Regions from separate parts of the Homo sapiens genome. Here region 2 is linked to region 1. A link is a loop called in an ENCODE intact Hi-C map of the cell type or tissue named here. Cell type or tissue: gastrocnemius medialis. All regions are shown on one strand. Links, peaks and the distances in the headings refer to the core of each region. The heading gives the core; the rest is flanking DNA. Region 1 overlaps UBXN6 (UBX domain protein 6). Region 2 overlaps PLIN4 (perilipin 4).

The links. Peaks named below come from ENCODE experiments on the same cell type or tissue, not always from the same donor. Only the 100,000 strongest peaks of a DNase experiment are listed, where the experiment ranks them.
Region 2: a loop joins it to region 1, with 12 times the contacts of the local background. A loop is called at or near these places in 3 of 110 quality-filtered maps.

Annotation. Positions count from the first base shown.
Region 1 is chr19:4,447,205-4,452,574 of GRCh38, forward strand. UBXN6 (UBX domain protein 6) reads right to left here. Exons shown (of 11, transcript NM_025241.3): 4 at 5,160-5,288; 5 at 1,114-1,211; 6 at 346-421. It also overlaps a transcript of CHAF1A not described here. Among named protein-coding and RNA genes, the nearest start is that of MIR4746, 3.9 kb to the left of the region's middle. In gastrocnemius medialis, for the core only: a CTCF peak has its summit at 2,050; DNase peaks (open chromatin) are centred at 1,682 and 2,207; H3K27ac peaks cover 4,038 bases.
Region 2 is chr19:4,510,793-4,516,162 of GRCh38, forward strand. It overlaps PLIN4 (perilipin 4), which reads right to left. Exons shown (of 8, transcript NM_001367868.2): 5 at 1-2,909. Among named protein-coding and RNA genes, the nearest start is that of PLIN4, 5.0 kb to the right of the region's middle. In gastrocnemius medialis, for the core only: no CTCF peak of the experiment used is centred there; DNase peaks (open chromatin) are centred at 337, 1,052, 1,427 and 2,643; H3K27ac peaks cover 4,488 bases.

The DNA.
Region 1 (5,370 bases), core at 81-5,080:
CCAGGACCCCAGTCCCTGCCCTTTCCCCCAGAAGAACCAGACATCTGGTTTGCATGAGAAACCTCCCCAGAGTCGACATGTTCCCAAACAAGCCCAGCTGAAGAGGAGGAAAAGGATGCAGGTGAGGAGAGGCAGAATTTGTTGATTTGGGGTGACCGGTGCATAAAAGTCTTGCTCTCCATCTTGTCCTGCTACCTTCTACTGGCCGAACCCTTCACTGCTTGTGGCTCAACTCTCGCTAGCTCCTCCAGGGAGCCCACCGCCTGGTGTGGGCCACCACCGGCTCCTGCAGGCCAGCTGCCCCCACCCCCAGCCTGGGCCCCGGGGGCCAGAAGGCACGCCCACCTGAAACACCTTGTTCTGCAGCTTGATCTTCCGGTACTTCTCCTCCTCGGGGTGCAGGTGGATGTTGTCCAGGTACCTGGGGTAGGTGGAGAAGGTGAGTGGGGCACAGCCCAGGCTGCCCACCCGGCCCCTCTGTGCCTCCTGCTCCAGGTAACAGCAGCTCAGCCACACTTGGCCTCTAGTCAGAGGGAAGAAGCGGCCCAGTGACGCGAGGGCAGCAGACCATCTCCGGGTGGAAGGCACACCTCGGACACCCCATGGAGCCCACCCCTGGTGCCAGCAGGAGCCCCACGGAACCCCTCACCGTCCCACCAGCCCTGGAAGGGCACAATTAACCACAGCGGTGGGGAAGCCACAGTGCCGGAAGAGTGGAGAGCCAGAGCTGAAGGGCCGCAGTGCCAGCAGGGGGCTCCTGCGGGGTGCTCCCTCGGCGTTGGCGGGCAGCGTGGACCTCCAGGCCTGCCCCCGATCCTGAGACCCGGGGAGTGGGGTGGGACCCTGCCTCCTCCACATGTTCCCCAAGGAAGCCAGGGTGGGAAACCCCTGATTCCTTCAACACCTTCATTTTGCACACGGGTAAACTGAGGCCCAAGGAGGCCCAGCCCTTTGCCTGAGGCCTCTGGGTGGAGCTGCCTCACTCTCGGCCTATGCTCCTTCCCAACCCACCTCAGCAGGTAATGAGGGGGCCAGAGGGGGTGACAGCCCCAGTGGGAGGGGTGCTGGGATGAGCTGGAGGGGCCAGGCAGGGCAAAGGGGCCACACGCTCACTTGGCAATGGTGTCCACACCCAGCTTCACCCGGTCCTGGTCTTTGTTGAACGTGTAGATCTTCATGATGGAGGCGGCCACTGGGTCGGTGGAGAAGTGCTGGGAGGAGGGAAGCAGGGAAAGCCACTCACTGAGAGCCCGGGCCGCACGGCCCTCCGCTGCCCAGGTAACAGGGGCAGGAAAAGGAAGGCAGAACAGCGGCTTGGAGCGGCCCCAGCTGTGCGCTCATCACAGAAAGGAAAAGAGAGACCCTCCAAGACCGCAGCCCTGCCCACGCCCCAGGGCAGAGGCGACGCAGCCAAGACCCAGCAGAACTCAAGTCTCCCCTTCCGCCTTCTCAAGGCTAGATCCATGGGACTTGGAAGCCAGTGTGACGCGACAGAACTGTGCCTCACACTCTGGCTTTAGAACTCGACCTCAGTGCTGAGATCCATCAAGGCCACCGCCACTTACAGAACCTCCCGCCACCATGGACGCCCCATCCCTCCTGCTCTCGCAGCCCCATGATGGACGTTCTGGAACCACTCCCGGGCCTCATGTTTACAAAGAGACCGAGAGGCCCATCGTCCAGGGTCACAGGGATGGCAGGTGGCAGAGAGGACACAAATGAGTCTGCAACCCTCAATGTCTGAAACTCAATAGCTGGAAGACGGATACCCCCAGCCCCTGCCCCTCCCCGAGGTCCCACCTATCCACCTATGTTACCGGGGGAGGGGAGAAGTCATAGCTGGAACTCTGGGGGTTTCCCAGAACCAGCCCTGCTGACTGCGAACAGCGTCCCAGCATGGAGAGGCTGAGAACAGTACGTACCCTAAGACCTGGAAAAGATTGGGGCACAAATCCACGCTCGGCACAGCCATCACACACGGCCACACCCAGAGAGCCACCCATGGCCTGGGAAGCAGGGCTGCCACCCGCACCTCCCTGGGCTGCCCAGACGAGGGCGGGTGAACAGAAGGGCAGCCCAGGGCCATGTGTCAGGATTCGGGCCACCTGCCCAGGCAGCCCAGAGCTCCACCCACCACCCCCCACCCTCAACTGCACAGCAGGGTCCCTCAGCAGCCCCCTGCGTCACACGGACCAATGACCTACACACTGAGCCGGGGCTCATGCCAACTGAAAATTGGGACCCGGCCCAGTCTGCCGGTTTAGTTGCTGAGATGATGTGGGGAGCGGGACAGAGCACGTGGATGCAGAGAGGCAGAGCTGCCAGATGGGCATGTCCCCAAGACAACAGCTTCCTTGGGATCAGAGCGCCCGGGACAGCACACCAGCCAAGGGAAGCGTGTCAGCTCCAAAAGCGGGCCTCGGGCGTTTTGGGCGACTGGCTGCCAGGCTTAGGTCAGGAGCTGGGTACATGCACAGACAAGGGACGAAGGAACAGCAGCCAGGAAGGGGTCCAAATCCATACAGGAATGTACTTTGTGAGAAAGGTGGGATTTCACAGCTGTAAGCAAAAGACAGGTGCTCTCGACAGGTGGGGCTGAGAAGAAAGCTGAGCCAAGATCTAAAAAAAAAATTACATCAGCTCCATCCCACCATGTTACATAATAACATGCTCCAGCTGGATCAAAGCTTCAACCATGGAAACAAGCAAGCAGTCAAGGAGAAGCCAGAAGAAAAGCTCTGGAGGCCGGGCACGGTGGCTCATGCCTGGAATCCCAGCACTTTGGGAGGCCGAGGCGGTCGGATCACGAGATTAGGAGAGCGAGACCATCCCGGCCAACATGGTGAAACCTCATCTCTAAAATACAAAAGTTAGCCCGGGTGTGGTGGCGTGCACCTGTAGTCCCAGCTACTTGGGAGGCTGAGGCAGGTGAATTGCTTGAACCCGGGAAGCAGAGGTTGCAGTGAGCTGAGATTGCACCACTGCACTCCAGCCTGGTGACAGCAAGACTCTGTCTCAAAAAAAAAAAAAAAAAAAGCACTGGAGAGGCCACAAAAGAATTCTCTCAGCATGGAAATGGGGAAGGCATTTCTAAGAATGACCCCAAACCCAAAAGCCATGAACTAAAACTGACACATTTAATTATACAGAGATCAAAAAATCCTACACAGCAAAGTGACCATAAGCAGAGCCAACATAGAAGCAACTAGAGGGAAACATGTGCAACTCATATCATAGGCAAAAGCCTAAATTGCCTAATATGTAAAGAGTGCTGCCGGGCACGGTGGCTCCCGCCTGTAATCCCAGCACTTTGGGAGGCCGAGGCGGGCGGATCACGAGGTCAGGAGATCGAGACCATCCTGGCTAACATGGTGAAACCCCGTCTCTACTAAAAATACAAAGAATCAGCTGGGCGTGGTGGCGGTTCGCCTGTGGTCCCAGCTACTCGGGAGGCTGAGGCAGGAGAATGGTGTGAACCTCGTAGGCGGAGCTTGCAGTGAGCAGAGATGGCGCCACTGCACTCCAGCCTGGGCGACAGAGCGAGACTCTGTCTCAAAAAAAAAAAAAAAAAAAAAAAAAAAAGAGTGCCTACAAATCACTAATAAAAAGACAAACTATCTACTAAATAATGTAGAAAGGACGCATTCTCATATGAAACATGGCCAATCCAAAATAAGGAAAGTGCAAATTAACTCTATCCTGAGATGTTATTTTCACCTACCAACAGGCGTAAAGATCAAAGTTTGGTGATTTACAGTATGGTGAGAGGATGGGGACACGGGTGCTTTTGCACACACTGCTGGAGTGGGTGTGAGTCTGGAGAGTCTATGGAACTATTACTATTTTGTTTTGTTTTGTTTTTAAGATGAAGTTTCGCTCTTGTCACCCAGTGTCCACGCTGGAGCTCAATGGCGTGATCTGGGCTCACTGCAACCTCCACCTCCCAGGTTCAAGCGATTCTCCTGCCTCAGTCTCCTGAGTAGCTGGGATTACAGGCGCCTGTCACCACGCCTGGCTAATTTTTGTATATTTAGTAGATAGGGGGTTTCACTATGTTGACCAGGCTGGTCTTGGAACTTCTGACCTCAGGTGATCCACCTGCCTCAGCCTCCCAAAGCACTGGAATTACAGGCAAGAGCCACCGCGCCCAGCCACTTACTATTTTCTGAGAAAGGGTCTCACTTGTCACCCAGGCTGGTGTGCAGTGGCATGATTACAGCTCACTGCAGCCTCTACCTCCCAGGCTGAAGCAATCCTCCCACCTCAGCCTTCTGAGTAGCAGGGACTGCAGGTGCACGCCACCATGCCCAGCTATTTTTTTTTGTTTTTGGCAGAGACAGGGTTTTGCCATGTTGCCCAGGCTAAAGCCGAAGTTTCTGAGAACCTATTGATGGTGTTAAGTGAGGACTTGCTGTATTGGAAAAAAATGCTGTGGACGTTTTTATTTTTTGAGATGGAGTTTTGCTCTTGTTGCCCAGGTTGGAGTGCAATGGCGCTATCTCGGCTCACCACAACCTCTGCCTCCTGGATTCAAGCAATTCTCTTGCCTCAGCCTCCCGAGTAGCTGGGATTACAGGCATGTGCCACCATGCCTGGCTAATTTTGTAGGAAGTTCTTTCTGTATTGAAGCAAATAATACTTAACCTTTTATGAAAAACAACCAGGCCACGCGTGGTGGCTCACGTCTGTAATCCTAGCACTTTGGGAGGCTGAGGCGGGTTGATCACTTGAGGCAAAAGTTCGAGACCAGCCTGGCCAACATGGTGAAACCCCATCTCTACTAAAAATACAAAAATTAGCCAGGCATGGTGGCAGGTGCCTGTAATCCCAGCTACTTGAGAGGCTGAGGCACGAGAATCGTTTGAATCCAGGAGGCGGAGGTTGTAGTGAGCCGAGAATGCGCCACTGCACTCCAGCCTGGGTGTCAGAGTGAGACTCCATCTCAAAAAAAAAAAAAAAGACACCTAGTTGGGAGAGAGGAGATACAGATGCATACACAATGGTGTGCCTGGATTTGGGGTATCAGAGGAGGGGCTTCACTACTAGCAGTGGCCTCTGGGGACTCTGGGAGGGATCTGTACCACCTGGGCTTCCGATGGAGGGTGGCTCAGGCACAGGAAGCTACAGGTTGGGGCAGGAGCACACAGGGTGCCACTCACCAAGAGAATGGCCTCCTTGATGCAGGCGTCCCGCTGGTCCTTCCTCAGGGTGGCCCCAGTGAGCGGACAGGTGAAGTACACGCCAGGCACAGCCAGGTGGGCAGAGCCTTCCTCTCTGGGCTCAGATACCTGGGGCGGTGAAAGCGTCCAAGTCTGGACCGTGGACAGAGGCCACCCCGACCCTCGCCGAGCACCACAGTCCTGAGTGTGG
Region 2 (5,370 bases), core at 59-5,058, 64 kb after region 1:
AACCAGTTCTGGAAGGTGCTGAGGCCAGTGTGGGTGGCCCCTGTCGCCACGTTCCCTGACCCCATGAGCCCAGCGGACACTGCGTCTTTGGTTCCGGTCAGCACTGTCTTGGTGGTGTCCAGGCCCCCCTGGACGGCCCCTTTGGCCATGCTCATGGCACCGGTAACCCCACTGAAGACAGTGTCCTTGGTACCCATAAGCACAGCCTTGGAGGCGTCCACGCCGGTCTGCACGGTTCCTTTGGCCACATTCACTGCCCCCGTGACTCCAGTAGTCACTGCATCCTTAGCGCCACTCAGCACCGTCTTGGCTGTGTCCACACCTGTCTGGACGGTCCCTTTGGCCACATTTACGGCACCAGTGACTCCACTGCAGACGGTGTCCTTGGTACCGGTCAGGACAGTCTTGCTGGTGTCCACGCCGGTCTGGACAGTCCCTTTGGCCAAGTTCACAGCCCCTGTGAGCCCAGTGGACACGGCATCTTTAGTGCCAGTCAGGACAGACTTTGTAGTGTCCAGGCCCCCCTGGACGGCCCCTTTGGCCACTTTCGCAGCACCGGTCACCCCACTGCCAAGGGTGTTCTTTGTACCTGTTGCGATATTTTGGGTCGTTTTCAGCCCAGTTTGCACAGCACCCTTGGCCACGTTCGCAGCACCGGTGACCCCACTGCAGACAGTGTCCTTGGTACCGGTCAGCACGGTCTTGGCCGTGTCTACACCCATCTGGACGGCCCCCTTGGCCACATTCGCAGCACCGGTCACCCCACTGCACACAGCATCCTTGGTACCAGTTAACACAGTCTTGGTGGTGTCCATGCCGGTCTGGACAGTCCCTTTGGCCAACTTCACAGCCCCTGTGAGCCCAGTGGACACAGCATCTTTAGTGCCAGTCAGGACAGACTTTGTAGTGTCCAGGCCCCCTTGGATGGCCCCTTTGGCCACATTCGCAGCACCGGTCACCCCACTGCAGACGGTGTCCTTGGTACCAGTTAGGACAGTCTTGGTGGTGTCCACACTGGTCTGGACAGTCCCTTTGGCGACATTCACTGCCCCCATGAGCCCAGTAGTGACTGTGTCCTTGGTGCCGGTCAGCACGGTCTTGGCCGTGTCTACACCTGTCTGGGCAGCCCCTTTGGCCACATTCACAGCACTGGTCACCCCACTGCCAAAGGTGTTCTTTGTACCTGTCGCGATATTTTGGGTCGTTTTCAGCCCAGTTTGCACAGCCCCCTTGGCCACGTTCACGGCACTGGTGACCCCACTGTAGATGGTGTCCTTGGTACCGGTTAGGACAGTTTTGGTGGTGTCCATGCCTGTCTGGACGGTCCCTTTGGCGACATTCACTGCCCCCACGAGCCCAGTAGTCACTGTGTCCTTGGTGCCGGTCAGCACGGTCTTGGCTGTGTCTACACCTGTCTGGACAGCCCCCTTGGCCACATTCGCTGCCCCCGTGAGCCCAGTGGACATCGTGTCTTTTGTACCTATGACCACAGACTTGGTGGTGTCCAGGCCCCCCTGGACGGCCCCTTTGGCCACGTTCACAGCACTGGTCACCCCACTGCAGACGGTGTCCTTGGTGCCGGTTAGGACAGTCTTGGTGGTGTCTACGCCGGTCTGGACGGTCCCTTTGGCCACGTTCACAGCCCCTGTGAGCCCAGTGGACACAGCATCTTTAGTGCCAGTCAGGACAGACTTTGTAGTGTCCAGGCCGCCCTGGACGGCCCCTTTGGCCACATTCGCAGCACCGGTGACCCCACTGCAGACAGTGTCCTTGGTACCAGTTAGAACGATCTTGGTGGTGTCCACGCCTGTCTGGATGGTTCCTCTGGCCAAATTCATGGCACCAGTCACCCCACTGCAGACGGTGTCCTTTGTACCTGTTGCGATATTTTGGGTTGTGTTCAGCCCAGTTTGCATGGCCCCCTTGGCCACATTCGCTGCCCCTGTGAGCCCAGTGGACATCGTGTCTTTCGTACCCATGACCATAGACTTGGTGGTATCCAGGCCCCCCTGGATGGCCTCTTTGGCCAAGTTCACGGCACCGGTCACCCCACTGCAGACAGTGTTCTTGGTGCCAGTTAGGACAGTCTTGGTGGTGTCCACGCCGGTCTGGATGGTTCCTTTGGCCACATTCATGGCACCAGTCACCCCACTACAGACGGTGTCCTTGGTACCTGTTAGGACAGTCTTACTGGTGTCCACGCCGGTCTGGATGGTTCCTTTGGCCACATTCATGGCACCAGTCACCCCACTACAGACGGTGTCCTTGGTACCTGTTAGGACAGTCTTACTGGTGTCCACGCCGGTCTGGATGGTTCCTTTGGCCACATTCATGGCACCAGTCACCCCACTACAGACGGTGTCCTTGGTACCTGTTAGGACAGTCTTACTGGTGTCCACACCGGTCTGAATGCTTCCTCTGGCCACATTCACTGCCCCTGTGAGCCCAGTGGACACAGCATCTTTGGTGCCGGTCAGCACAGCCTTGGAGGTTTCCACGCCAGTCTGGACAGTCCCTTTGGCCAAGTTCACTGCCCCCATGACCCCAGTAGTCACTGTGTCTTTGGTGCCGGTCAGCACAGTCTTGGTGGTGTCCACACCGGCCTGTACGGTCCCTTTGGCCACATTCACTGCCCCCGTGAGCCCAGTGGACACCGTGTCCTTGGTGCCGGTGAGGACAGCCTTCGAGGTGTCCAGACCCCCTTGGACGGCCCCCTTAGCCATGTCCATGGCCCCTGTGACCCCGCTGGACACCACCTCCTTGGTGCCCGTAAGTGCAGACCGAGTGGTGTCCAGGCCTCCCTGGACCACTCCCTTAGCCACGTCCACCACGCTGGCCACCCCGGAGGACACGGCATCCTTGGCCCTGGACATCTTGGAACACACCAGGTCTTTGGCCCCGGACACCATCTGCTGAGAAAGGACACAGGTGGATCAAGAGAAGGACTGAGAGGTGTACTCCACCCCGATGTCTGCCAGCCCAGCCCCCTAGTGTGCTTTGGGGCAAGGAACTGCAGGCACCCAGAGGCCCCACCTCCTCAAAAAGCAAGCTGCTTCCTCCTCACCCCGACCCCGGTCAGCCAGACATTCATCGGGCTGTGGTGTGGCACCCTGGCTCTCCGGGATGAAGTCCTCATGAGCTCACAGCGCCAGCCTCTTCCATTCTCACGCACCCCCTTTCCCGGCTGCAGGCAGGCCTCGTCCATGACAGCATGTCCTAGGCTTGGACTCAGCCAGGGTCCCCAGGCCTGGACTCAACGCAGGTCCTACAGTTACATTTCTGTTCCTCTTGCTTATTCTCCATTCATGGCAAATGTTGAGCCTGGCGTCCCAGGGACACCAGGGAGACTAAATTGCTTATTAAAATCATTATATCCAGGCTGGGTGTGATGGCTGATGCCTGCAATCCTAGCATGTTGGGAGGCCAAGGTGGGAGGATCACTTGAGCCCAGGAGTTTAAGATCAACCTGGGCAACCAAACAAGACCCAGTCTCTACAAAATTTTAACAACTGGCTGGGCGGGGGGCACACCTGTAGTCCCAGCTATTTGGGAGGCTGAGGTGGGAGGATTGCTTGAGCCCAGGAGGTTGAGGCAATAGTGAGATATGATCGTACCACTGTACTCCAGCCTGGGCAACAACATGAGATTCTGTCTCAAAAATAATGATATACGCCTGTAATCCCAGCACTTTGGGAGGCCGAGGCGGGCAGATCACGAGGTCAGGAGATCGAGACCATCCTGGCTAACACAGTGAAACCCTGTCTCTACTAAAAAAATACAAAAAATTAGCCGGGTGTGGTGGTGGGCGCCTGTAGTCCCAGCTACTCGGGAGGCTGAGGCAGGAGAATGGCATGAACCCGGGAAGGCGGAGCTTGCAGTGAGCCGAGATCGCGCCACTGCACTCCAGCCTGGGTGAAAGAGCGAAACTCTGTCTCAAATAATAATGATAATGATAATAATAATAATATATTCAGGCTGGGCACAGTGGCTCATGCCTATAATCCCAGCACTATGGGTGGCTAAGGCAGGAGGATTGCTTGAGCCCACGAGTTTAAGAGCAGCCTGGGCAACGGTGAGACCCCATCTTTAAAAAAAAAAACAGGCCGGGCACGGTGGCTCACGCCTGTAATCCCAGCACTTTGGGAGGCCGAGGCAGGTGGATCACCTGAGGTCAAGAGTTCGAGACCAGCCTGACCAACATGGCGAAACCCTGTCTCTACTAAAAATACAAAAATTAGCCAGGCATGGTGGCAGGCACCTGTAATCCCAGCTACTCTGGAGGCTGAGGCAGGAGAATCGCTTGAACCCAGGAGGCAGAGATTGCAGTGAGCCGAGATCGTGCCATTGCCCTCCAGCCTGGGTGACAGAGCGAGACTGTCTCAAAAGATAAAAAAAAATTAAAAAACACAAAAATGAATGAAGATGATGATGGCCTAGGAGTTCTAACTCTCGGGTGTACCTGTGAGGTGCTACTTTTTTTGTTTGTTTGTTTTTTGAAACAGAGTCTCACTCTGTCACCCAGACTGGAGTGCAGTGGCGAGATCTCGGCTCACTGCAGTCTCCGCCTCCTGGGTTCAGTAATTTTTCTGCCTCAGCCTCCTGAGTAGCTGGTATTACAGGCGTGCACCACCATGCCCAGCTAATTTTTGTATTTTTAGTAGAGATGAGGTTTCACCATGTTGGCCAGGCTGGTCTCAAACTCCTGAGCTCAACTGATCTGCCTGCCTCAGCCTCCCAAAGTGTTGGGATTACAGGTGTGAACCACCGTGCCCGGCCAAGGTGCTATTTTAATTCAGTAGTTTTCAACTGGGTGATTCTGCCCCCAGGGGGCACTGGGTGATGTCTGGAGACATCTGTAGTTGTCACAACTTGGGGAGGCTCCTGGCATGGAGTAGGTGGAGACCAGGGATGCTGCTCGGCACCCTGCAGTGCCCAGGATGGCCCCACCCCAGAGAATGATCCAACCCCAAATATCCACAGTACTGAGGTTGAGAAGCCCGGAAATTGTATTCTCAGAACACATCTCCCAGCTTTGGCTCAGGTGGGCACCTTGGGCCCTGTAGTTGGAGAGACCCAGGTTCAAGTCCCAGCTTTTTACCCTCTCCTGCTCCCGACACTCGCTGTGTGGCCTTAGGCAAGCCACATGCCCTCTCTGAGCTAATATCCTCATCTGGAAAATGCTGATTAAAACAGATCCTCTTGCCAGGCGCAGTGGCTAATGCCTGTAATCCCAGCACTTTGGGAGGCTGAGGTGGGTGGATCACTTGAGGTCAGGAGTTGGAGACCAGCCTGGTGAAACCAACATGGTGAAACCCCGTATCTACTAAAAATACAAAAATTAGCTGGGCATGGCGGTGAGCACTTGTAGTC